Linked DNA regions of Homo sapiens: region 2 is linked to region 1. Evidence: read pairs that join two places in POLR2A ChIA-PET (ENCODE). Cell type or tissue: GM12878. All regions are shown on one strand. Each heading gives the region's core, and the rest is flanking DNA. Links, peaks and the distances in the headings are about the cores only. Region 1 has its middle 67 kb from the start of LRRC37A3. Region 2 holds the start of PECAM1 (platelet and endothelial cell adhesion molecule 1).

Evidence for each region. Peaks named below come from ENCODE experiments on the same cell type or tissue, not always from the same donor. Only the 100,000 strongest peaks of a DNase experiment are listed, where the experiment ranks them.
Region 2: POLR2A ChIA-PET joins it to region 1 with 6 read pairs; 1 of 35 experiments calls an interaction of 5 or more read pairs at or near these places.

What each region holds. Positions count from the first base shown.
Region 1 is chr17:64,979,925-64,992,601 of GRCh38, reverse strand. No RefSeq gene overlaps it. Among named protein-coding and RNA genes, the nearest start is that of LRRC37A3, 67 kb to the right of the region's middle. RefSeq lists enhancers at 6,170-6,219, 6,500-6,799, 7,417-7,696. In GM12878, for the core only: no CTCF peak of the experiment used is centred there; DNase peaks (open chromatin) are centred at 6,134 and 6,571; H3K4me3 peaks cover 1,100 bases; H3K27ac peaks cover 3,192 bases.
Region 2 is chr17:64,390,655-64,403,331 of GRCh38, reverse strand. It overlaps PECAM1 (platelet and endothelial cell adhesion molecule 1), which reads left to right and starts at 12,472. Exons shown (of 16, transcript NM_000442.5): 1 at 12,472-12,677. The coding sequence starts at 12,667. In GM12878, for the core only: no CTCF peak of the experiment used is centred there; a DNase peak (open chromatin) is centred at 6,961.

The DNA of each region.
Region 1 (12,677 bases), core at 3,086-11,085:
GCTGGGATAACAGGCATGAGCCATCGTGCCCGAGGGCTTGTGTTTGACCAGACATCACTCTCCATGAGTCATCCAGCACTGTGCCTTGCATGGGGACATATTTGCTATTTGTGTGGTTTGTGTCTTTTTGGCATACAGAATTACCTTTCTTTCCTTCTTGAAACTGTGGATAGGTTATATGAGCAATCATGAGGTCACCACCACCTCCACCAATTTGGAAATAGGGAACTAGTATTTCCCTTGGAGAGTGGGTGGCCAGGTTTTACAAATAAAAATACAGGGTGCTTAGTTAACTAGAATTTCAAATGAACAACCAATCACTTTTAATGTAAATATATCCCATGAAATTTATGGGACATGCTTATACTAAAAAATTACTCATTGTTCATCTGAAATTCCGATGTGACTGAGAATCCTGTATTGTTTTGGCAATTACAAAACGGTAAAACTGTAAAACCAATGCATATGGATTAGAAGAAATATAAAGTTCTAATGTAAAGAAATGTAAAGTTACCTTAAGAGATCAGAATGAGTTCTTTAGCAAGATTTGGTTACAACTGAAGTTTGTAAAAAAAAAAAAAAAAAAGGTATATTTATAAAAACACTTCTAACCTCTTGTAAGGTACCTTAAGAACATGTCAATCAGAAAGGGGGTTAGGGCCGGGCGTGATGTCTCACGCCTATAATCCCAGTGCTTTGAGAGGCCAAGGTTGGAGGATCACTTGAGCCCAGGAGTATGAGAGCAGCCTGGGCAACATAATGAGACCCCATCTCTACAAAAAAATAAAAATTATCTGGGTGTGGTGGCCTACGTCTGTAGTCCCAGCTACTCAGGAGGCTAAAGCAGGAGGATTGCTTGAGTTTGGGACTTTGAGGCTACAATAAGCTGTGATCATGCCACTGCACTTGAGCCTGGGTGACAGAGCAAGACCCTATCTCAAAAAAAAAAAAAAAGGTGAGGAGATTGATCAACAATACAAAATGAAGGGTCAAAGAGAAAAACTTTGGGCTCGGTGTGGTGGTTCATGCCTATAATCCCAGCACTTTGGGAGGCTGAGGTGGGTGGATCGCTTGAAGCCAGGAGTTTGAGACCAGCCTGGCCAACATGGAGAAACCCCATCTCTACTAAAAACACAAAAATTAGCTGGGTGTGGTGGCACATGCCTGTAATCCCAGCTACTCGGGAGGCTGAGGCACAAGAAATTTATTGAACCCAGGGAGCGGAGGTTGCAGTGAGCTGAGATCGCACCATTGCACTCCAGCCAGAGCAAGACTCTGTCTCAAAAAAAAGAGAGACAAACTTTGGTCATTCTCCTGAATGCCATCTGGAAGCATCAACTTCCAGGCTGAGATGGCTTGGATCTTATTGTGGAGATGCACTTGCCAAGTGTCTTAGTCAGCTTGGGCTGCTACCACAGAGTATCATAGGCTGGGTGGATTACACAACAAGCATTCATCACTCACAGCAGAGGCTAGGAAGTCCAAAGTCAAGTGCAAGTATAGTTGGGTTCTGGGGAGGGCTCTCTTCCTGGTCCTGAGATGACCAACTTCATGTTGTGTCCTCACACGGCTGGGAGAGAGAAAGAGGATGCACCAAACTTTGAGGGGTAGGGACCATTAGGGTCATCAACTAATTACCCATGTTTACCAAGAAAGCTTGTTATAAATTGGCTTCCCGGCCGGGCGTGGTGGCTCATGCCTGTAATCCCAGCACTTCGGGAGGCCAACGTGGGTGGATCACCTGAGGTCAGGAGTTCGAGACCACCCTGGCCAACATGGAGAAACCCCGTCTCTACTAAAAATACAGAAATTAACTGGGTGTGGTGATGGGCACTTATAATGCTAGCTACTTGGGAGGCTAAGGCAGGAGAAGCACTTGAACCCAGGAGGCAGAGGTTGCAGTGAGCTGAGACTGCACCACTGCACTCCAGCCTGGGTGGCAAGAGTGAAACTCTGTCTCAAAAAAAAACCAAAAAGGAATTGTCTTCCCGTGCCTCCCGGGAGTGAAGGTACTATCTATGAACCTATGTCCCCAGCCCTCTGAAGGTGACGATTCAATACAAAGCCATTGGGGTTTTTCTACATCATTGTCTCTATGAGCTTGGATGATATGAGGCTGATCCATTCTTTGATTCTTTTTTTTTTTTTTTGAGACAGGATCTTGCTCTGTTGCCCAGGCTGGAGTGCAGTGGCATGATCTTGGCTTACCGCAGCCTCGTTCTCCTGGGCCAGGTGATCCTCCCACTTCAGCCTCCTAAGTAGCTGGGACCACAGGTGCATGCCACCACACCTGCTTAAGCTGATCCATTCTTGCTGTGCTGGGTCACCCCCAGGTGACACTCAATGTCAGTTAGTTGTGTTTTATTCCAACAACTACACTTTGTTTTTCTGGATCGCTGCTACAGCAAATGGCAGATTCCATTTCTTCAGGATATAAATGCACAATAAGAACAAGTAGCGACCAGGCTCAGTGGCTCACACTTGTAATCCCAGCACTTTGGGAGGCCAAGGTAGGCAGATCACCTGAGGTCAGGAGTTTGAGACCAGCCTGACCACATGGAAAAACCCTGTCTCTACTAAAAATACAAAATTAACTGGGCATGGTGGTGCACTTTGGGAGGCTGAGGGGGGTGGATCACTGGAGTCCAGGAACTCAAGACCAGACTGGGCAACATAGCAAGACTCCATCTCTAAAAAAAAAAATTAAGATTAACCAGGGTGTGGTGGCATATGCCTGTAGTCCCAGCTACGTGGAGGCTGGGGTGAAAGGATTGCCTGAACCCAGGAGGTCAAGGCGGCAGTGAGCTGTGAGAGCACAGCCTGGGCAACAGAATGTCACCTTGTCTCTAAAAAAACACAAAAACCAAAACAAAACAACTCACTGCATTATTTTAAAAAAAACATATGTATCTTATGGGCCGGGTGCGGTGGCTCATGCCTGTAATCCCAGCACTTTGGGAGGCCGAGGTGGGAGGACTGCTTGAGCTCAGGAATTCAAGGCCAGCCTGGATAATATAGTGAGACATCTATACTACAATTCAAAACAAGAATAAAAAAATTAGCTCGGCATGGTGGCACACACCTATAGTCTTAGCTGCTCAGAGGGCTGAGGTGGAAAGAATGCTTGAGCCCAGGAGGTCAAGGATAAAGTGAGCCCTGATTGTGCCACTGCACTTCACAGAGTGAAGAGTGGGTGACAGAGTGAGACCCTGTCTCAAAAAAAAAAAAATAGCTAGGTAGATAGATGTATCTGCAAATGATTCTTAGGAGCAGCCCAGGCCTAGAGAGTTAAACCACCCATAGTGACTCACATCAACAGGCTCTTTTGTCAGAGGGCATTTCCATAATTAGAACTTGTGACCAACAAGTCCAGCCACGAGGATATATCACAAGTACTTGTCTCCAGCGCTGGTTTCTTAGCAAAAAAAGAACCTGTTAAATGTCAGGGCTTTGTGTTTTTGCCTTTGGGCTTTTGCCATGCCTGGTTATTGGGCACCTTCTGGTAATAAACAGTTAGTTGAAAGGAGCTGTTCCCATGTCTTATTTAATTCTCTCATTAAGCCTGTGGGCCAGAGGTTCTTATTGTTCATACCCCTGGATAAACACACTGAGTCCCAGGGAGGTAAAGTGCCTTGGCCGAGTGCCACCCAGGAGCTGGTGGTGCCTCAGCTGAACCCAAGTCCACGGACCGTGGAGTTCGCGCCCTCTCACTGTGGCACACGGGCCTGAGCCTCAGGAACACTGCAAAGTAGGTTGGCTTCCCCCTTACGGAGCCCCTACCCGGGACAGCCTCAATCCCTCAGGGCCCCTCTGTGCCCAGGTGCCTGCTTGGCTGACTGGGCAGCCTGGAGAGAACAGTGACCCAGAAATGCAAGAGGAGAGTTTCCAGGAGGACAGAACACTGGTGCTATCAGGTGCCAGGAGCAGCGTGTGCCACGCATGGCCCTGCTCTGCTGTGGCTTTGTGTTTTTGGTACATGCTGTGCCCTCAGCCTGGGCTGCCCTGGACTGGCCGTCCCTACCCCTCCAAGACTTAGCCCAAAATCATACTTTTTTTTTTTTTTTTTGAGATAGGGTCTCACTCGGTCCACCAGGCTGGAATGCAGTGGCACAATCTCGGCTCACTACAACCTCCACCTCCCAGGTTCAAGAAATTATCCTGCCTCAGACTCCCGAGTAGCTGGGATTATAGGTGCCCGCCACCATGCCTGGCTGATTTTTGTATTTTTAGTAGAGACACGGTTTTGCTATGTTGGCCAGGGTGGTCTCGAACTCCTGACCTCAGATGATCCATCCGCCTCGGCCTCCTAAAGTGCTGGGATTACAGGCGTGAGCCACTGCGCCTGGTTTCCAAAATATTACTCTTTTCCCCAGAATGGAAATACAATTATTATTCAAAATATAAGAGTAATCTTGGCCAGGCACAGTGGCTCACGCCTGTAATCCCAACACTTTGGGAGGCTGAGGCAGGTGGATCACGAGGTCAGGAGTTTGAGACCAGCTTGGCCAATGTAGTGAAACCTCGTCCCTACTAAAAATACAAAAAATTAGCTGGGCGTGGTGGTGGGCGCCTGTAACCTCAGCTACTTGGGAAGCTGAGGCGAGAGAATCGCTTGAAGCCGGGAGGTGGAGGTTGCAGTGAGCCAAGATCGTGCCACTCTACTCCAGCCTGGGCGACAGTGTGAGACTCTGTCTCAAAAAAAAAAAAGAAAAAAAGAGTAATCTTAAAAAATAAAAATATATGTTTTAAAACTTTTTATATATACATGTAAAATGTATATGCATATTATATATATGTTCAAATGTGTGAATGTATTTTTGTATTTATAAACACTTAAACTAAAATATGTAAATTTATGTATAAAACTATAAAATATGAACATGATATTATACTATGTATATATTTTGTAACCCTCATTTTCACTCACTACAAAATAAATGTATTTTATATGGTAAGTATAGATTTACCTAATTTTTTCAAGGTAAATAGTTTAAAAAATATAAAACTAGTAAATGCTCATTGCAAAAACAAATTGCTAAAAAATATCAAGAAGAAAGTAAACAGCACAAAAAGCCCTCCTTCTAAAGACAACCATTATTAACATTTTGGCAAACATCCTTTTTTTTTTTTTTTTGAGATGGAGTCTCGCTCTGTCACCCAGGCTGGAGTGCAGTGGTGAGATCTCGGCTCACTGCAACCTCCGCCTCCCTGGCTCAAGCGATTTTCCTGCCTCAGCCTCTGGAGTAGCTGGGATTACAGGCATGCACCACCACATCCAGCTAATTTTTTTTATTTTTATTTTAGTAGAGACGGAGTTTCACCATGTTGGCCAGGCTGGTCTCAAACTCCTGACCTCAAGTGATCCGCCCACCTCAGCCCCAAAAAGGTTGGGATTACAGGCGTGAGCCACCGTGCCCGGCCCAAACATCTTTTTTTACACACATATACACCCATATTTTTATATCAATAGTCTCAAATTATATATACACTGTTTTGGGACTTTTAAAAAAATTTCAGCAAGACCTTGTGGACATCCTTCCATGATAATACGCAGAGCATGAGATTATTCTTTTAAATGATTACATAATATTTTATTGTGAGAGCATAACTTTATTGAATTTATTTATAAACACTAGTGGCGAGCATCCATTTTTCAGCTTTTCACAATTAAAAACAACACTGTGATGAGCCATCCTTATATATGGATTCTTTCTGGAATAAGAAATAAATGGACTGAAAAATTAGAATGTACAATTCTAGAGGTCCCACGTTGTCAAATTATGTTCAGAAATGTGCACCGCGAAAAAGTCTAAAAGTTCAGCCAAGATTCACATGGGTCATTTCTGGGCAAAAGGACCAGGCATGATTTTGTTGTTCTTCCTATTCTTCTGTCCTCCTCAGCTTTTCTATTCTAAGTGTGTCCTTCGTTATGCTGATGCAAGTTGGCAATTTTACATTGCACAAGAATATATGGTTTTAATCCACGCAAGTGTCGCCTCTGACGATGCTCTCTTTCCAGTTCCTCCTGCACCACACTTGCTCTCATCATCTGCTACAGGGGAGGGACCTGCTAGCCCTGTGCCTAAGTTAGCACCAGCAGGAACCCACAGGTGTTCAGTGGGGAGTCGCTGACTGCCTTGGAGAAGCGTATTTGAGACAAGCTGTTAATGGCTCACGGTCCTAGGGTAACCCCCTCGGCTGGCACCTGCATTTAGGACAGCAGTGAGCCAAGCAGTTTCCAGCTTGTGGGAAAGAAGCTTTGAGGGGTCCCTAAGGGCAAGAAGGCCTTTCCTGGCTCAGTCCAATCAGATACCTGCTGTGGCTGTGCTTCTTCTGGCCACAGGTCCCTGTCTTTGTTGGTTCCCTGCACTGACCTGGCCAAAAGGAAGCTGCTTGCTTCTGGGCAGCAGCTGTCCCCTCCCCCAGAAAGTCTAAAAGGACACAGAGGACGTCTTCAGTATTTCCGTAGAGGTCACAAGCTAAGTGGGTCGCTGTCGCTGTTTTACGTTTGGTTGGTGCTGAGACACTTCCTCTTTCATTTATGTCTTATTCAGGCCACCTCCTCCATCCCCCTTGAAGACTGAAAAAGGGGAACTTGAAAGAAAAACCGAAAATTTCAGACCGAGCTATGGTGCAGGAGACCATGCTGTCATCCTGAAGCAGAGGCTGGGGACGTCACCAAGAGGATCACAGCATCCTCGAGGGTTCACTGAGGCCACTGCCCAGGCTTTCTTTTCTTTCTTTTTTTTAATAGAGATCAGAGTCTTGCTAGGTTGCCCAGGCTGATCTCAAACTCCTGAGCTCAAACAATCCTCCCACCTCAGCCTTCTAAAGTGCTGGGTTTACAGGCTTGAGTCACTATACCGGGCTGACCAGGGACTTTCTTCCTCCCCTCATTCGAACTTTCTTAGCTCCCACTCAAGTCTTCCTAAATGCTATGTGGTATTCTTAGGACTCCTAATTCCTAATTTTTCAGGAAGTGAAATGATATTCTTAAAGTAAAAACCAAAATCTGCTTTTGCTCAATTCTTTGAATTTACTGTATTTATATGCCATATATAGAGAGAGAGAGAAAGAGAGACAGAAAGAGTGCATGTAGATATACACACACAAATGTATACACACACACACACACACACACACACACATCAGATTGTGGTAGCTTTTGGAAACTCTCTAAGGCACAGAAAATAAGTTGCCTGACAAGACATCAAAGAATTGCAAAAGAGGCCACAGCCCCAAAGGCCTTACTGACTGCTTTGTGATTTGTAGCATGACTGCTGATAAGCATCTATTTGCTTCAGTAAATAGAAGTTGAATCATAACATTTGTTCCAGGAAACAGTAACTGAAGTCGCAAATCATAAATAATAAAGCATGAAAAATCTTCTTTTAACCTAATGGACTAAAAGATTTCTTGCTTTTTTCATTTCTGCTAATGGCCTCTCTCCCTTGGCACTGCCAGAGCTGGCCCATTAAAGGTGAATTGAGCCTCAGTTTGCAGGCAGGACGTGGTCCAAAAGATCATTTGTAAGTTGGTTGTTTGGATCAAAGAATGTGTTTTCTCCTAGAAACCGTTTTTCTCAGGGTGACTGGGTTCTCAGGTTCGCTCGCACAGTGCTGTTCAACTTCTACTGAAGCTGAGCTCTGGGTCTTTGAGGGCAGGTTCTCTGCAGTGCAGGAGGGAGAAATCAGGTCACCTGCTGCTCCTTTGCATAGAGACCTGGCTCTGAGCACAATTTAAGCATAAGTAGTTTTCTTTTCTACTTTCTCAACTCCCTTTTGGCGTCCAGGTCCAGGGCCGTAGTCCCTGGATTGCAGCACCCTTTCCTAAAGTGCTTTACCCACCTCTGGGCTGCTTGCCTGCTAAGGGGGGTCTGGGACCCCAAATTACCCACTATTCCTGCTTCCTGACCAATCAGACTTCCATTTCCTCAGAGCAGTTGATATCAGCTAAGGGCCAGGGGAAAAGCAAAAGGAGAAGATATGAATTCACACTAGTAGGTGAATCATGGAGAACCTCTTAACCCTCTTAATATCTTCTCATGTTAAAATGAATTAGTTGTGAGACTTGAGAGTCCTTGTGGCAGTATGGGTTAGGGATGAACACGGTGACTAAGGATTCGGAATTCACACACACATTAGTAGGACTCTTAGGCTCTTCACTGCACCTGCTTCCAGAACACTGGCAGTCAGTTAGGAAATGATCCTACTCTGGAAAAAAAATGCAATGGTCGCAGAGAAGAAACTTTCAAGTTCAGACACTGGGGAGAATCCCCTCAGTGAATAAGCTGATTATCTGCCAGATTGCCTCTGAGAATAAGCCACATTCATGCACACAGAACCCCCCACCAGTTTTTTGTGCCTCATAATGAAATCTTAACAGATAGCCAAAGATTACCAGATGTTTATGGAAAGTTCTAACATGAAACAAAAAGACCAAAACAGAGGAAACAACAGAACAAATCTTCAAAAGTAGTATAGTTACTATCTATAGAGAAATAAGAAAAGGCATTTTATCCATGAAATAGGATGTATTTTAGACTTTCAGGATGCCGTAACAAAATATGATACACTGGGTGGTTTATAAACAAAGAAATTTATTTCTCATGGTTCTAGGGACTGGAATCCAAGATCAAGGTGCTGATTTGGTGTCTGGGGAGGGCCTGCTTTCTGGTTCAGAGATAGTGTCTTCTTGCAGTGGCCTCACGTGGAGGAAGGGGTGAGCTGACTCCCTTGGGTCTCTTTTATAAAGGCACTAATACTATTCATAAGGGTTCCATTCTCATGGCCTGATCACCTCCCAAAGGTTCCCATCTACAAATACTATCACGTTGGGGGTTAGGTCTCAACATAGAAATTTGGGGGGACACAGACATTCAAACCATCGCAGGGTGCAAAATAAAATAATCATAACAAGAAAGGGATTTTGGCTATTGAAAAGCAGAATAGTTTAAAGTAAGTATTCAAAAGAAAAGATAGAAGATAATTTATAAAGTCTGGGCACAGTGGCTCACACCTATAATCCCAGCACTTTGGGAGGCCGAGATGGGTGGATCACGAGGTCAGGAGTTCAAGATCAGCCTGGCCAAGATGATGAAACCCCATCTCTACTAAAAATACAAAAAAAAAAAAAATTAGCTGGGTGTGGTGGTGGGTGTCTGTAATCCCAGCTACTAGGGAGGCTGAGGCAGAGAACTGGTTGAAACCAAGAGGTGGAGGTTGCAGTGAGTTGAGATCGCACCACTGCACTCCAGCCTGGGCAACAGAGCGAAACTCTGTCTCAAAAAAAAAAGAAAAGAAAAGAAAAAGAAAAAAAATAATTGATAAAAACTTCAGAATGTAGTACAAAAAGATGGAAAAAATGTGAGAGATAAGAAAATTTGAGGATCTATTCTGAAAGTCCAACATCCAGCAAGAATGGAGGGAAGGAAATTATCAAAAAAATAATACCAGAAAATTTCTCAGAATGAAAGGATAAGAGTCTCAGTATCAAAGGGCCTGCTAAGTGAGCCACAAAATGAATGAGAAGAAAGGTTCAGGCTAAGGCACATCTTTATAACCCTTCAGAACGCTAAGGATAAAAAGGAGACCCTATAATCTTCCTAAAAATAACAGATAACATACAAAGAACTAGGAATCAAAATGGCATTGAACATCTCAGTAGCAACATTGGAAGTCAGAAGAAACTGGAGCAAACTGTTTATAATTCTGAGGGGAAATGATTTGCAATCTAGAATTCCACACCAACTCAATAAATTCTCAATCAAGTATGAGGGCAGGATAAAAACATTTTCAGATGTCAAAGTTCTCAAAATATTTATCTCTATGTACCTTTATTCCAGAAGGTTCTGGGGATGTGCTACTGAAACCAAAGGAGTAGGCCAGGAAAGAGGAAGACAGAATTTAGTAATTTAAGAAACAGGGGATCCAACAGAGCAAAGTGTAGTTGCAGTCCTAGGAACAGCTATGCAGTAGGCCCATGGATGACCAGTATAGATAGGAATGTGGAGATGAGGGTACCCAGAAAAAAAATGTAACTAGTGTAAACGGGCCATGTAGAGAAGCATTAAAAAACAAAGTAAAGAATCAGAGAATCATAAAAAATAAGGCACATGCATGTTATATAGTTTTTTAAAAGAAAATAAATAATAGAAATCAAGTGATGATTAACTCTAGGCAAAAATAAAGAGGTTCTACAAGAAAGAAAGCATGGTCATAGTACACTACTTGGCTCTGTAGTACACAATGTTTGCATAATCATCATAATGTAAACACTGACCACCAGATTCAACCAAAATGTGTGATATAATCACCAGAGGAATGAGAGGTAGAAAGTATGATGTATGAGAGTTAAGTCCTCATCTCTCATGGCAATAAATTAACAGATGCTACCTAAAATCAAAAGATCAAGAAATCTCACTATACACACATTGTTGAGAAACATGGAGATAAATACCAGAAAAAACAGCCAAGGAGTTGAGAACAGTAGCCTCTAGGAAGTTGGCCTATGGGGTGGGGACTATTACTTTTCATTACAATGCTTTTAGTACTTCTTAGCTTTTAAAAATGTATATTTGGAATATTTTCATATATATAGTAATTTTATTATTTATTTATTTTTTGAGACCAAGTGTTGCTCTATTATCCAAGCTGAAATGCAGTGGTGTGATCTCAGGTCACTGCAACCTCTGCCTCCCAGGTTCAAGCGATTCTCCTGCCTCAGCCTCCCAAGTAGCTGGGACTACAGGTGTGTGCCACCACACTTGGCACACTTGGCTAATCTTCTGTGTGGTTTTTTTTTTTTTTTTTTTTTAGCAGAGACGGGGTTTTGCCACATTGGCCAGGCTGGTCTCGAACTCCTGACCTAAGTGATCCGCTTGCCTTGGCTTCCCAAAGTGCTGAGATTACAGGCGTGAGCCACTGCACCCGGTCCATAAAGTAATTTTAAAATAAAGTCAACAAATTAGGAAGACAAAGGATGGCTTGGTTGTTAATCTAAATGAATCTCTAGTTAGTGGTATGTTGGTGTAAGTAAAATTCAGAGACCATAGAAAAATAGATTGAGGAGCAGCTGAAAGCCTAGGCAGAAAGACAGAGGCAGAGAACCACCTAGAAAACATGGAGAAGCTGTTATGCCCAAGGGTCATTTGTATATTTAGGAATGCCTAAATATTAATACACTACTGACTTGTTAAATTGCTTTCTGACTGTAAAAGTAATAATACTTATTGTAGAAAGTTTGGAAAAGGCAAATTAACAAGTAAAGCAGGAGAGAGAGAAATCAAAACCACCAAATATCTCATTATTCATAGATTATTACTTATCAGCACTTTCTTTTTTTTTTTTTTTTGGACACAGAGTGAGTACAGTGGCACGATCTTGGCTCACTGCAACCTCCGCCACCCTGGTTCAAGTGATTCTCATGGCTCAGCCTCCCGAGTAGCTGGGATTTCAGGCGTGTGCTACCATGCCCAGCTAATTTTTGTATTTTTTAGTAGAGATGGGGTTTCGCCTTGTTGGCCAGGCAGGTCTGGAACCCCTGACCTCAGATGATCTGCCTGCCTCAGCTTCCCAAAGTTCTGGAGTTACAGTCATGAGCCACCATGCCCGGCCAAGCACATCTTTTTAAAACAAAAATAAGATTACAACATATAGGCCAGGCAAGATGGCTCATGCCTGTAATCCCAGCACTTTGGAAGGTGGAGGCATGCAGATGGCTTGAGCCCAGAAGTTCAAAACCAAAACAAGCCTAGGCAACATGGTGAAACCCCTTCTCTACAAAAAACACAAAACATTAGCCAAGTGTAATGGTGCATACCTATAATCCCAGCTACTTGGGAGGCTGAGGTGGGAGAATCACCTGATCCTGAGACGTCCAGGCTGCAGTGAGCTGTAATCACACTACTGTACTCCAGCCTGGGTGACAGAGTAAGGCCCCGTCCCAAAAAAAAAAAAAAAAAAATTACAACGTGTAAACATTTCTGTGTCACACTTTATTTCCCCTTAGCATTTCTCTAGGTCACTACTGTCTTTGAGAAATGATTTTTTTTTTTCTTGAGATAGTCTCGCTCTGTCGCTCAGGCCGGAGTGCAGTGGTGTGACCATGGCTCACTGCAACCTCTTTCTGCCAGGTTCAAGCGATTCTCCTGCTTCAGCCGCCTGAGTAGCTGGAACTACAAGCATGTGCCACCACACCTGGCTAATTGTTGTATTTTTAGTAGAGACCGGGTTTCGCCATGTTAGCCAGGCTGGTCTTGAACTCCTGACCTCAGGTGATCAGCCTGTTTTGGCCTCCCAAAGTGCTGGGATTACAGGCATGAGCCACTGTGCCCAGCTGAGAAATGATTTTAAATAGATGCTTAGTATTCTAACATATGAATGTACATGTAATTTATGGTCTATGATTAATAATTTATGCTTTTCCAGTCTCCAATAGCTGGATATTTTGATTGTTTCTAATTTTCATAATTATAAATAATATTTTGTTGACTATCCTTAACCATAAGTCTGTGAGATCTCTTATTGGGTCAATAGGTATGAACATTTTAAAAGCTATTAATACTCCATGTCAGGTTGTTCACCAGAAAGATTCGACCTGTTTATACACTCCGCCAGGACAGTCTACCATCATTGGACATTATCATCAAATACAACTTTTTAGTAACCATGTTAATG
Region 2 (12,677 bases), core at 2,899-10,898, 590 kb after region 1:
CTGCTGTGTCCTCACATGATGGAAAGGACTAGGGAATTCTTTTCTTGCCTTTTTTTTTTTTTTTTCTGTTTTGAGAAGGAGTCTTGCCCTGTCACCCGGGCTGGAGTGCAGTGGCGCGGTCTCGGCTGACCACAACCTTTGCCTCCTGGGTTCAAGTGATTCTCGTGCCTCAGCCTCCCAAGTAACTGAGGCTACAGGCGCGCCACCATGCCAGCTAATTTTTGTATTTTTAGTAGAGATAGGATTTTGCTACGTTGTCCAGGCTGGTCTCAAACTCGTGGCCTCACGTCGATCTGCCCACCTTGGCCACCCAAAGTGCTGGGATTACAGGCGTGAGCCACCGCACCGGGCCTAGGGATTTTCTTATGGTCCCTTTCATAAGGGCACCAGTCCCATTCATGAGGCCTCCACCCTCATGACATAACCACCTCCAAAGGCTCCACCTGCAAGTACTATCACACTGGGGAGTTGGTTCCAACATGTGAATTGTCGCGGGGATGCAAACATTCAGTTTGTAACATGTGGGAGAATGGGATTTGCAGATGTGATTAAGTTAACAGTTTTGAGTTGGGGAGATTATCTGGATGGGCTCCAAATGCAATCACAAGTGACTTTACCAGAGAGGCAGAGGGAGGCGGGGCACATTGGTTTATGCCTATAATCCCAGCACTTTGAGAGGCCCAGGCAGGAGAATCCCTTGAGCTCAAAAGTTCAAGGCCAACCTGGGAAACATAGCGAGACCTCATCTTTACAAATAATTAAAAAATTATCTAGGCATGGTGGTGTGTGCCTGTGGTCCCAGCTACTCAGGAGGCTGAGGTGAGAGAATCACTGGTGGTCAAGGCTGCAGTGAGTCGTGATTGAACCACTGCACTCCAGCCTTGGAAACAGGGTGAGACCCCATCTCAAATAAATAAATAAATAATAAATAAGGGAGATTAGACACACAGAAGAGAGGTGATGTGAAGATTGAGCAGAGATTTGAAGATGCTGGCCTTGAAGACTGGAGTGATGCACCCACAGACCAAGGAATGCCAGCAGCCACCAATCTGCTCCTGTAAGAGGCCAGGAACAGATTCTCCTCCCGCAGAGCCTCTGCAGGGAGTGTAGCCCTGCTGGCAGCTTGATTTTGGTCCATTCATACTTATTCTAGATCCAGAATGGGGAAAGAATAAGTTTCTGTTGTTTTAAGCCAGGAAGTGTGTGGGTATTTGTCACTGTAGCCACAGGAAATGAAAACATACCCTCTAAAATTTTTAAAATAACAGATTCATTGAGATATAGTTCACATGCCATACCATTTACCTATTTAAAGCGTGCAATTCAATGGTGTTTCATATATTCAGAGTTGTGCAACCATCACCCCAATCAATTTTAGAACATTTTCATTATCCCAAAAAGAAACCTGTATTCTTTAGCTATCTTGCCTAATCCCCCAGCCCTAGCCAACCAAACTACTTTCCATCTCCATGGATTTGCGTATTCCGGACATTGCATAGAAATGGAATTATATAATATGTGGCCTTTCATGTGTAGCTTCTTCCACTTAGCATGTTTTTAAAGTTCATCTATAGTGTAGCATGTATCAGTATTTCGTTCCTTTTGTTGTTGTTGTTTAGAGACAGAGTCTCATGCTATGACCTGGGCCAGAGTGCAGCGGTGCAATCCTAGCTCACTGTAGCCTCAAAGTCCTGAGCTCAAACAAGCCTCCCATCTCAGCCTCCAGAGTAGCTGGGACTACCGGGGCACACCACCACACCAGGCTAATTTTTAAAAATTTTTTGAGAGAAGTTGGTGGGAGGTGAAAAAAAAAATTTTTTTTTTTTGGTAGAGCCAGGGTCTGGCTATGTTGCCCAGGCTAGTCTCAAACTCCTGGCTTTAAGCGATTCTCCAGCCTCGGGCTCCCAAAGTGCTGGGATTACCGGTGTGAGCCACCATGCCCTGCCCAGTACTTTATTCTTTTTATTGCCAAATAATATTCCATTATATGGCTATAACACATTTTGTTTGCTCATTCATCAGTTGATGAACATTTGTGTTGTTTCTATATTTTGGCTATTGTGAATACTGCTTCTATAAACATTTGTGATTTTTTTTTTTTTTGAGACGGAGTCTTGCTCTGTTGCCCCAGGCTGGAGTGCAGTGGCGCGATCTCGGCTTACTGCAAGCTCTGCCTCCCGGGTTCACACCATTCTTCTGCCTCAGCCTCCCGAGTAGCTGGGACTACAGGTGCCCACCACCACGCCTGGCTAATTTTTTTGTATTTTTAGTAGAGACAGGATTTCACCGTGTTAGCCAGGATGACCTCGATCTCCTCACCTCATGATCCACCCGCCTCGGCCTCCCAAAGTGCTAGGATTACAGGCGTGAGCCACCGTGCCCAGCCCTATAAACATTTGTGTGCATGTTTTTGTGTGGACGTGTTTTCAGCTCTCTTGACTATATCCCCAAGGGTTGAATTGCTGCTGGATCACATGGTAACTCTATTTTTAATTTTGGGGAACCACCAACTGTTTTCAAAGTGGCTGTATCATTTTACAATGCCATAGTAGCATATGGGCATTCCTGTTTCTCTACATCCTCATCAATATTTGTTGTCTGTCTTTTTGGTTATAGTTATCCTAGTGGGTATGAAGTGGTATCTCATTGTAGTTTCGATTTGCAATTCCCTAATGACTAATGATGTTGAGCATCTTTTCATGTGCTTGGGGTCATTTTTTTTTTTTATCTTCTTAGGAGAAATAATCTGCTCAAATCCTTTTTTTTTTTTTTTTTTTTTAAGATGGAGTCTCATTCACTCTATTGCCCAGGCTGGAGTGCAGTGACATGATCTCAGCTCACTGCAACCTCTGCCTCCTGGGAACAAGCGATTCTCCTGCCTCAGCCTCCTGAGCTCCTGAGTATCTGGGATTATAGGCATGTGCCACCGCCCGGCTAATTTTTTGCATTTTTAGCTGAGATGGGGTTTCACCATATTGGCCAGGCTGGTCTTGGAACTCCTGACCTTGAGTGATCCTCCTGCCTCAGGCTCCCCAAGTGCTGGGATTACAGGCGTGAGCCACCACGCCCTGCCCCTTTGCCAATTCTTTAAAATGGTTGTGTTTTTGTTGTTGAGTTGTAACAGTTCTTTATATATTCAAGATCCTAGACCCTTATCAGATATATTATTTCCAAATATTTTCTCCCATTCTGTGAATTACCTTTCACTTTCCTAATGCTATCCTTTGCAATAAAAACATTTTTAATTTTAATACAGTCTAGTTTATCTGTTTTTGTTATTTTGTTGCTTGTGCTTTTGTGGTTTTGAGAACAGAATGCACAAACACCTGTTTTGGCTTCAGTGCCTGGGACATGGTGGTGCTCTTCCCAGGCCAGCGGCCAGGCCACTCAGGGTGGAAGACAGTAGGTCCCTTAACCCCTTGGGCTGTTGTGTGCCTGATCTGTTGTCAGGCCCTTCTTCATTAGGTTTAGAAGATACAGTCATCAGAAGAATAAAACCACTGTCTAGGTAAAAGAAATTTTTAAATATATAATATGAATATCTTCTTATTTATACCAGTACAGTTTCAAAATGTAATTTTTTTTTTTTTGTGGAGGAAGAGGTCTACAAAGGCAAAAATGCCTATGGTTATGAGTCATAATACAACCATGTCAGCCAGGTGCGGTGGCTCATGCCTATAATCCCAGCACTTTGGGAGGCCGAGGCGTGCAAATCGCTTGAGCTCAGGAGTTCAAGACCAGCCTGGGCAATGTGACGAGACCCCATCTCTACAAAAATTACCAAAATTAGCCGGATGTGGTGGTGCATGCCTACAGTCCCAGCTACTCGAGAGGCTGAGGTGGGAGGATGGCTTGAACCTGAGAGGCGGAGGTTGCAGTGAGCTGTGATCACACCGCTGCACTCCAGCATGTGCAACAGAACAAGAACCTGTCTCAAAAAAAACCCCAAAAAATCCCAAAAACAAAACAACCATGTCCCTTGTAACTGGAGGGGGCCTCCTGCAGGGGATGGAATAGCACAGACTCCTCCACAATGTCCCTGCCTGCCTCCCTTTTGCCCAGCTGCCCAACTTTGTGAGGGGCCAGACTGGGGTGGTGAGGGCAGCATATGGTGGGTGTGGAAGAAAAGGCACTGAGCGCTGCCCCTTGGGTTCACTAAGTCAGCTGAGCTCCAGAGCAGCGATTCAGATGTGGCAGGCCCAGCCAAACCAGATCAACAACTGTTGTTATTATTGTTCAATCATAACTATTGTTTTTTTTAAACTTTTTAATTAATTATTATTACTTTTTGAGACAAGGTCTTGCCCTGTTGCCCAGGTTAGAGTACAGTGGTGTGATCGTGGCTCACTGCAGCCTCAAACTCCTGGGCTTAAGCGTTGCTCCCACCTCAGCTTCACGAGTAGTTGGGACCACAGGCATGCACCACCGTATGCAGCTATTTTTTATATTTTTTTGTTGTTACTATGTTCTTACTGTGCTCTGCTGGTTAAATGTGCTTTCAAAGGCTAGCTCTTGTTTGATCTTCCTAACAAGCCTATTCAATGGGTAGATGGGCACATTATTCCCATTATATAGGTGAGGAACATGAGCCTCAGAGCATTTAAGCTATTAAGCTGCAGAGAACAGACAGGGAACCCAGGCTTCTGATTTACGCATTAGTGCACGTTCACTCCCAGGCTGGGGTGTGTCCCAAACCCAGTGGATGGGGGCTGTTGAGTCTGGCTCATCAACTCTCCAAGACTAATGAGATCTGAGGCTACAGGTGGGGGAAATGGAACGGCCGGTGAATCTCATTTCCAATCACCATTGTCATGAAATAGGTGGTTGGCCTGCTGTGCCCTCCGACATGTCTGTTGCCCACCTGCCTCCGCCTTCCTCCCCCCACTCCACCTCCAGTTGCTCAGAAAAACCACTTCCTGAAGTTTATTCCAGCAGACAGCTTTTTCTGTGCAGTTAACGAGTCGCTATGTTTCGGATCTGCGTTACTTCCCCGGTATTTGAAGGCAGGAGCACTGCAGGTAGGAATAACTGTGTGTCTGTCCTCCTTCAATTCTGCTTGGCTGAGAAGAAGCGAACAACACCATGGGAGAAACAGGGTCCTGGGTGAGTTTGTTAAGCCTGGTGGGAACTCCTGGGGTCCCTTGGTTATGTAGGAGTCAGTCTCTTGATCAGTTACCAAGAAGCCAAAGCCGTGTGGGAACCTTTGCCTCAACCCAATCAAGGAATCCACCAAGGTCAAGGGGAAGAAGTGAGGAGAAAGGAGAGGCCCACAAACGAATAAAAACCCATTCAATTTACTATATTGAAAAAGGCCAGGCCAGGCATAGTGGCTCATGCCTATAATCCCAGCACTTTGGGAGGCTGAGGCTGGAGGATCTTCTGAGACAAGAAGCTGGATTCCAGCCTGGGCAAGACCCTGTCTCTACAAAAAGTAAAAAATTAGCTGTGCGTGGTGGTGCACACCTGTAGTCCCAGCTACTTGGGAGGCTGAGGTGGGAGGATTGCTTGAGCTCAGGAGTTTGAGGCTGCCGTGAGCCATGATTGTGCCACTGCACTCCAGCCTAGGAGACAGAGTGAGACCCTGTCTCAAAAAAAAGATGTTGGCTGGGTGCGGTGGTTCATGCCTGTAATCTCAGCAGTTTGGGAGGTTGAGGTGGGCGGATTGCTTATGGTCAGGAGTTTGAGACCAGCCTGGCCAACATGGTGACATCCCATCTCTACTAAAAATACAAAAATTAGCTGGGCATGGTGGTGCACACCTGTGATCCCAGCTACTCGGGAGGCTGAGGCAGGAGAGTTGCTTGAACCCAGGAGGCAGAGGTTGCAGCAAGCCAAGATTGCGGCACTGCACTCCAGCCTGGGCCACAGAGCAAGACCCTGTCTCAAAAAAAAAAAAAAAAAAAAAAAAGGCCAGGCGCGGTGGCTCACGCCTGTAATCCCAGCACTTTGGGAGGCCGAGGCGGGCGGATCACGAGGTCAGGAGATCGAGACCATCCTGGCTAACACGGTGAAACCCTGTCTCTACTAAAAATACAAAAAATTAGCCAGGCGTGGTGGCAGGTGCCTGTAATCCCAGCTACTCCAGAGGCTGAGGCAGAGAATTGCTTGAACCTGGGAGGTGGAGGTTGCAGTGAGCCGAGATTGTGCCACTGTGCTCCAGCCTGGGCAACAGAGAGAGACTCTGTCTCAAAAAAAAAAAAAAAAGAAAAAGAAAAAAGACACACCAAAGATAATGATAATAATAATAAAAGGTACATACTGTATGAATCTTTACAAAATTCCAGAACATGGAAACTAATCAGAAAGCAGATCAATCTTTGCAGTGGGGAGGGTGCAGAGGGCAAGGGAGACGAGGGGCATAGGAACCTTTTGGGGGTGGTGGATGTGTCTGCTTCCTTGATTGTGGAGGTTGTTTCATCAGTATACACATGTCAACACTTTTCTGAGTGTATACTTTAAACACAGCTTATTTTATGTCAATTATATAATACTTCATAAAGCTGAACAGAAATTCAATTTCTTAATTAAAATTTTAAAGGTAATACTGCCGGGCACGGTGGCTCCCGCCTGTAATCCCAGCAGTTTGGGAGACCAAGGTGGGTGGGTGGATCACCCGAGGTCAGGAGTTCAAGACCAGTCTGGCCAACACGGTGAAACCCCATCTCTACTAAAAATACGAAAATTAGCTGGGCATGGTGGCACATGCCTGTAGTCCCAGCTACTCAGGAGGCTGAGGCAGGAGAATCACTTGAACCCTGGAGGTGGAGGTTGCAGTGAGCTGAGATAGTGCCACTGCACAACAGCCTGGGCAACAGCGCAAGACTCCATCTCAAAAAAAAAAGAAAAAAGTGAAAGGGTAATACAGTCACATGATTTAAATAACAAAAGTACAGAAAGCTTTACAAAGAAAAGTCCCCAACTGCTCAGTTTCTGCCACCCACCCCTCTGCCACAGATAATAAGAATCCTTTGCATCCTTACTGACTTTCTACAAGTTAATGTTTACCCTCCCCTACTGATTGTAAAGTATTCTAGTCTACTGTAAATAGCAAGTCAAACAAACGTTAATAACCTTAGAGTGTGAGGTAAACCCTGGACAGGCATGCAGTACTCATTTTTGCCTATTTCCAATTTCAGATACTTTTTCTTACATTATGGAAACTATCTGTTCATATTCTTTGCCCATTTTTCTATTGGATTGTTGGTCTTTTCTTTTTCTTCTTCTCTTTTATTTTCTTTCTTTTAATCAGGCAGCCTCCCAAGCCAGAGTAGCTTAGACAGACTCCCGAACTTTTTCTTCTTAATTTATGAGTGTTCTTCACACACTAGGGAAGTTAGCTCTTTGTCCGTGATGTGAGTTGCAAACATTTTTTCCAGTTAGTAGTTTTTCTCTTGACTAATTTTTTTTTTTTTTTTTTTGGCAAAACAGAACTTTTTTTTCATAAAGTACAATTTATCAATCAATTTTATGGCTTCTGGATTTTAAGTTTTAGTTAAACCAGCCTCTGCCATTCAAGGTTGTAAGGACTTCTTTTCTTCTTTTGTATTTTCTTCTAGAACTTTTTTTTTTTTTTTTTTTTGCGAGACAGAGTCTTGCTCTGTTGCCCAGGCTGAAGTGCAGTGGCATGATCTTGGCTCATTGCAACCTCTGCCTCCCAGGTTCAAGTGATTCTCCTGCCTCAGCTTCCCAAGTAGCTGGGACTACAGGCATGTGCCACCACGCCTAGCTAATTTTTGTATTTTTTAGTAGAGACAGGGTTTCACTATATGTGGGCCAGGCTGGCCTTGAACCCCTGACCTCAGATGATCTGCCCACCTCGGCCTCCCAAAGTGCTGGGATTACAAGCATGAGCCACTGTGCCTGGCCCCTTCTAGGACTCTTATGGGTTTATTTGTACATTCATATCACTGGTCCATTTGGAATGTATTCTGGTACACAGTGTGAATTATGGGATACAATTTTTCAATTTTCTAAAAAAAACATTTATTTTTGAAATAAAGCTTTATTTTATCATGGTATCCTGAAAATATTAGAATCATTTATGAAGCAATTGCCACATTTTAGAAATTTACTTTGGAACTTGAGGGCACGGGGTCTGGGGTCTTGGCATTTATCACTATCATTTGAATTGTTGCTCTGCAAAAGGTGCTTACTCTGCAGTGTCTAAAAATTACCATTGAAGCCAAAATTTATTTTATTAATCATGGTGTTTCCTTTTCTGTTCCCACATCAAAATTTGGTAGATGGGTGAGGGTAATTTCCAGTAGGTTGCCAAAGAAGATAGCTTATAGTGGGGAATGGCGAGCACAAAACAACAGCAAATAACGCAATGGAAAACATTCCTTTAGAAATAAATGGGTAAAGTGTGTATTGCTGTTCAAGGCTCTTATCAAAACTTCCACTGAACCATAGGTCAGAGAGAGGAATTGTTTTCTAGCTGGAAGCCATTACTTCTTGGTTCTTGCCCTGAGGTAGAGGAATCTGGTTTTGACTGTGGCCAGTTTGTATCTGTCTTAGCTTTACCATGGGGAAGTCCTAGAGGGTGGCATTTCAGAAACAATATGGCACCCTCAAGGCAGTGATCATCTGATTCAGACAATACAGTAGTTTGTCTTCATCCATCTAGACAATCATCCATTGCACTAATGCTTTTTCATCATCTACTAGGTTCCAGACACTCTCCCTGTCATCAAGGAGATTGCAGTCCATTTGGGGGAGGACAGGCCATTATGACACATCCTATAATAAAAGTGTCTGGCTGGGCGCGGTGGCTCACGCCTGTAATCCCAGCACTTTGGGAGGCTGAGGTGGGTGGATCACAAGGTCAGGAGGTCGAGACCATCCTGGCTAACACGGTGAAACCCGTCTCTACTAAAAATACAAAAAATTAGCCGGGTGTGGTGGGGGGCGCCTGTAGTCCCAGCTACTTGGGAGGCTGAGGCAGGAGAATGGCGTGAACCCGGGAGGCAGAGCTTGCAGTGAGCCAGGATTGCGCCACTGCACTGCAGCCTGGGCGACAGAGCGAGACTCCATCTCAAAAAAAAATAAAAGGGTCCGACAGCTGGGCCCGGTGGCTCACACCTGTAATCCCAGCACTTTGGGAGGCCAAGGTGGGCGATCACCTGAGGTCAGGAGTTCAAGACCAGCCTGGCTAACATGGTGAAACCCCGTCTCTACTAAAAATACAAAAATTATCCGGGCATGGTGACGCATGCCTGTAATTCTAGCTACTTGGGAGGCTGAGGTAGGAGAATTGCCTGAACCCGTGAGGTGGAGGTTGCAGTGAGCCAAGATCACGCCACCGCACTCTAGCCTGGGCGACAGAGCAAGACTCTGTCTCAAAAAAAAAAAAAGTATCCGACAGAGGGAAAACCAGGGAGGTAAGGGGGTTGCAGAGGAAGGGCAGCTCAGTCTGGGGAAGACGAGGAAAAATTCTGGAGAAATGGATTCCTGAACTGAGTTAGGAAGGATGGGTAGGAATTTGCTTGGAAAGAAGTGGGGAAGGCATTCCAAGTAGGGGAGCAGCCCCGACAAAGGCACAGACAGATGAAGAGTGCTAGGAACTAGAAATTCTAGCAGCCATAATGTAGGTGCAAGGAAGGAAGTGGTGAGAGACTAGGCTTGAAAGGTAAGCAAAGGCTGTATTATGGCAGGCTGTAAATTGACTTTTTCTGGTCTCAAACAGAGGAGTGAAAGGAAATGATGTATATCTTTTTTTTTTTTGAGACAGTGTTTCACTCTTGTCCCCCAGGTTGGAGTGCAATGGCGTGATCTCAGCTCACTGCAACCTCCACCTCCCAGGTTCAAGCGATTCTCCTACCTCAGTCTCCTGAGTACCTGGGATTACAGGCATGCGCCACCACACCCGATTAATTTTTGTATTTTTAGTAAGGACGGAGTTTCTCCATGTTGGTCAGGCTGGTCTCGAACTCCTGACCTCAGGTGATCCGCCCGCCTCGGCCTCCCAAAGTGCTAGGATTACAGGCATGAGCCACCACGCCCAGCAGAAATGATGTATATCTTAGGAAGCTCCTGCATAGTGGCCCAGTAGAGTACGCATTTGTTTAGGGGTGCATGCTGGGGAGGGGCCTCTCATAGGGCTGCGTATGTCACCCACACCAAAAGCTGAGGAGAGCTTCCTAGTTCTGTTACCAGATGGTGCCGCGCAGCTCCAGGCTGTTGGTGCCATGAACAAAGAATTGGACATGACACACGTACAAATAGCGAAGCAGCAAATGATTAAGCACAGCGACACTCTCGGAGAGGGGTGAGTGGGCTGACCTGTGAGTGGTTATCAGTGCCGGTTTGTTACATTTCACGGCCTTTTACATGTTTTTCCTCACTTGCTTAATGTCACTTGCCTTTCTCTTATAGTGCCTTCACCCTACTTTATTTCTTGTAAGATAGTTGTTCAACCTTGTTTACCCCCACTTTACCTCTTCTGACCAAATTGCCCATCTTTACTTTTATTTTTTGCGACCAAATAGCTACTGGAAGTCCTTCCAACTTACTTCTCTTACCATGTCCCAACTTACTGCTTACTCCCTTATCTATTATATTACTTTTTGTGGCAATATTTGATTGATGTTTTAAATTACAGACTATAAAGAAACACCATAAAATATTAAGACAGTCTGAGAGATTTTGATGTGTTATTAATATCCACATGGTTTGCTTCTTTTCCAAAGCATCCCATAACGTTTGACTCTATGACTGTAACAAGTTAGATTTTTAGAAACTGATGCAAAGGATCAGATTCTAGTAGTTTCTTTCTCTTTTTTTTTTTTTTGAGATGGAGTTTCACTTCTGTCGCCTAGGCTAGAGTGCAGTGGTGCCATCTCGGCTCACTGCAACCTCCGCCTTCTGAGTTCTTCTGCCTCAGCCTCCTAAGTAGCTGGGATTACAGGTGCCGGCCTTCATGCCCGGCTAAGGCTAATTTTTGTATTTTTAGTAGAGACGGGTTTCTCCCTGTTGGCCAGGTTGGTCTTCAACTCCTGACCTCAAGTCATCCTCCCGCCTTGGCCTCCCAAAGTGCTGGGATTACAGGCATGAGCCATCGCGCTCTGCCAGATTCTAGTATTTTCTACCATCAAAATATCTATTACCCAATGAAAAGTCTAAAGGCCAATCTTTTTTTTTTTTTTGAGACAAAGTCTTGCTCTGTCACCCCAGGCTGGAGTGCAGTGGTTCGATCTCGGCTCACTGCAACCTCCGCCTCCCGGGTTCAAGCGATTCTACTGCCTCAGCCTCTTGGGTAGCTGGGATTATAGGCGTGTGCCACCGTGCCTGGCTAATTTTTGTATTTTTATTGGAGACAGGGTTTCACCATGTTGGCCAGGCTGGTCTGAAACTCCTGACCTCAGGCAATCCTCCTACCTCAGCCTCTCAAAGTGCTGGGATTACCGGCATGAGCCACGACTCCCGGCCCCAAAGGTCAATCTTAAAGCTACAAGGTATCTTTTAAAAGGAGTAGGAATAACGTATTTTGAGGCTTAAAGGAGTAGGAATAGTGTATTTTTAGATTTGAAGCCATCTTCTAAAGGGTACGATATTTGGTTAACATGTCACTCCTTATCGCCATGGAAGAAGTTAATTCTATTCTTTTTTTTTTTTTTTTTGAGATGGAGTCTCACTCTGTTGCCCAGGCTGGAGTACAATGGTGTGATCTCAGCTCACTGCAACCTCTGCCTCCTGGGTTCAAGCAATTCTCCTGCCTCAGCCTCCTGAGTAGCTGGGATTACAGGGGTTCTCCACCATGCCTGGCTAATTTTTGTATTTTTTTTTTTAGTAGAGGTGGAGTTTCACCATGTTGGTCAGGCTGGTCTCAAACCCCTAACCTCATGATCCGCCCGCCTTGGCCTCCCAAAGTGCTGGGATTACAGGCGTGAGCCACCACGCCCAGCCGTTAATTCTATTCTTACTGCTTACTCCCTTATTTTGTATGTTCTTCTTCTATCTTACATCTTTTGCTTTTGCTATTGCTTAAGCTAGCCTACGCCCAAGGGTGCTCTTTGCCCCCTACTTCCTCTGCTATTCTCTCGCCTCAGTTCCGCTGCATTCCAAGCTCAGCCTGCCCCAGCAGCAGGTCTCTTTGACAAACCTGCAATTTTGGGGAAAAGTCAGCCCAAGAAAGGCAGGGGGCCCAGACTTATGCTGTGTGGCAAAAGCCCTCTTTGATGGGGGAAGGGGAGGACTGGAAAAGCAGAGAGATCTTTCTGGATGTCCTGGGAGAGCAGCCCTTTGGGTGGTGGGTGGAGGCTGGAGGCAGGGAGGAATCCCCTCACAGTGCCATGAGAAGGGCCCCCAAACCCAGGCGAGACAGAGGGAGGGTCAAGAACGCCAAGGCAAATGTCACTTGTGCCTTGTTTTTTCCCTAAAGAAACTAAACAAAGCGGCCGCGTTCGGTGGCCCCTCAGGAAGGCCGGTCATTTCCTGAGGAGATATCAGGCCAGCCCAGGCCCCATTGTTCCCGGTTTCCAGCCATGGCTGCCATTACCTGACCAGCGCCACAGCCGGTCTCTCTGCAGGCGCCGGGAGAAGTGACCAGAGCAATTTCTGCTTTTCACAGGGCGGGTTTCTCAACGGTGACTTGTGGGCAGTGCCTTCTGCTGAGCGAGTCATGGCCCGAAGGCAGAACTAACTGTGCCTGCAGTCTTCACTCTCAGGATGCAGCCGAG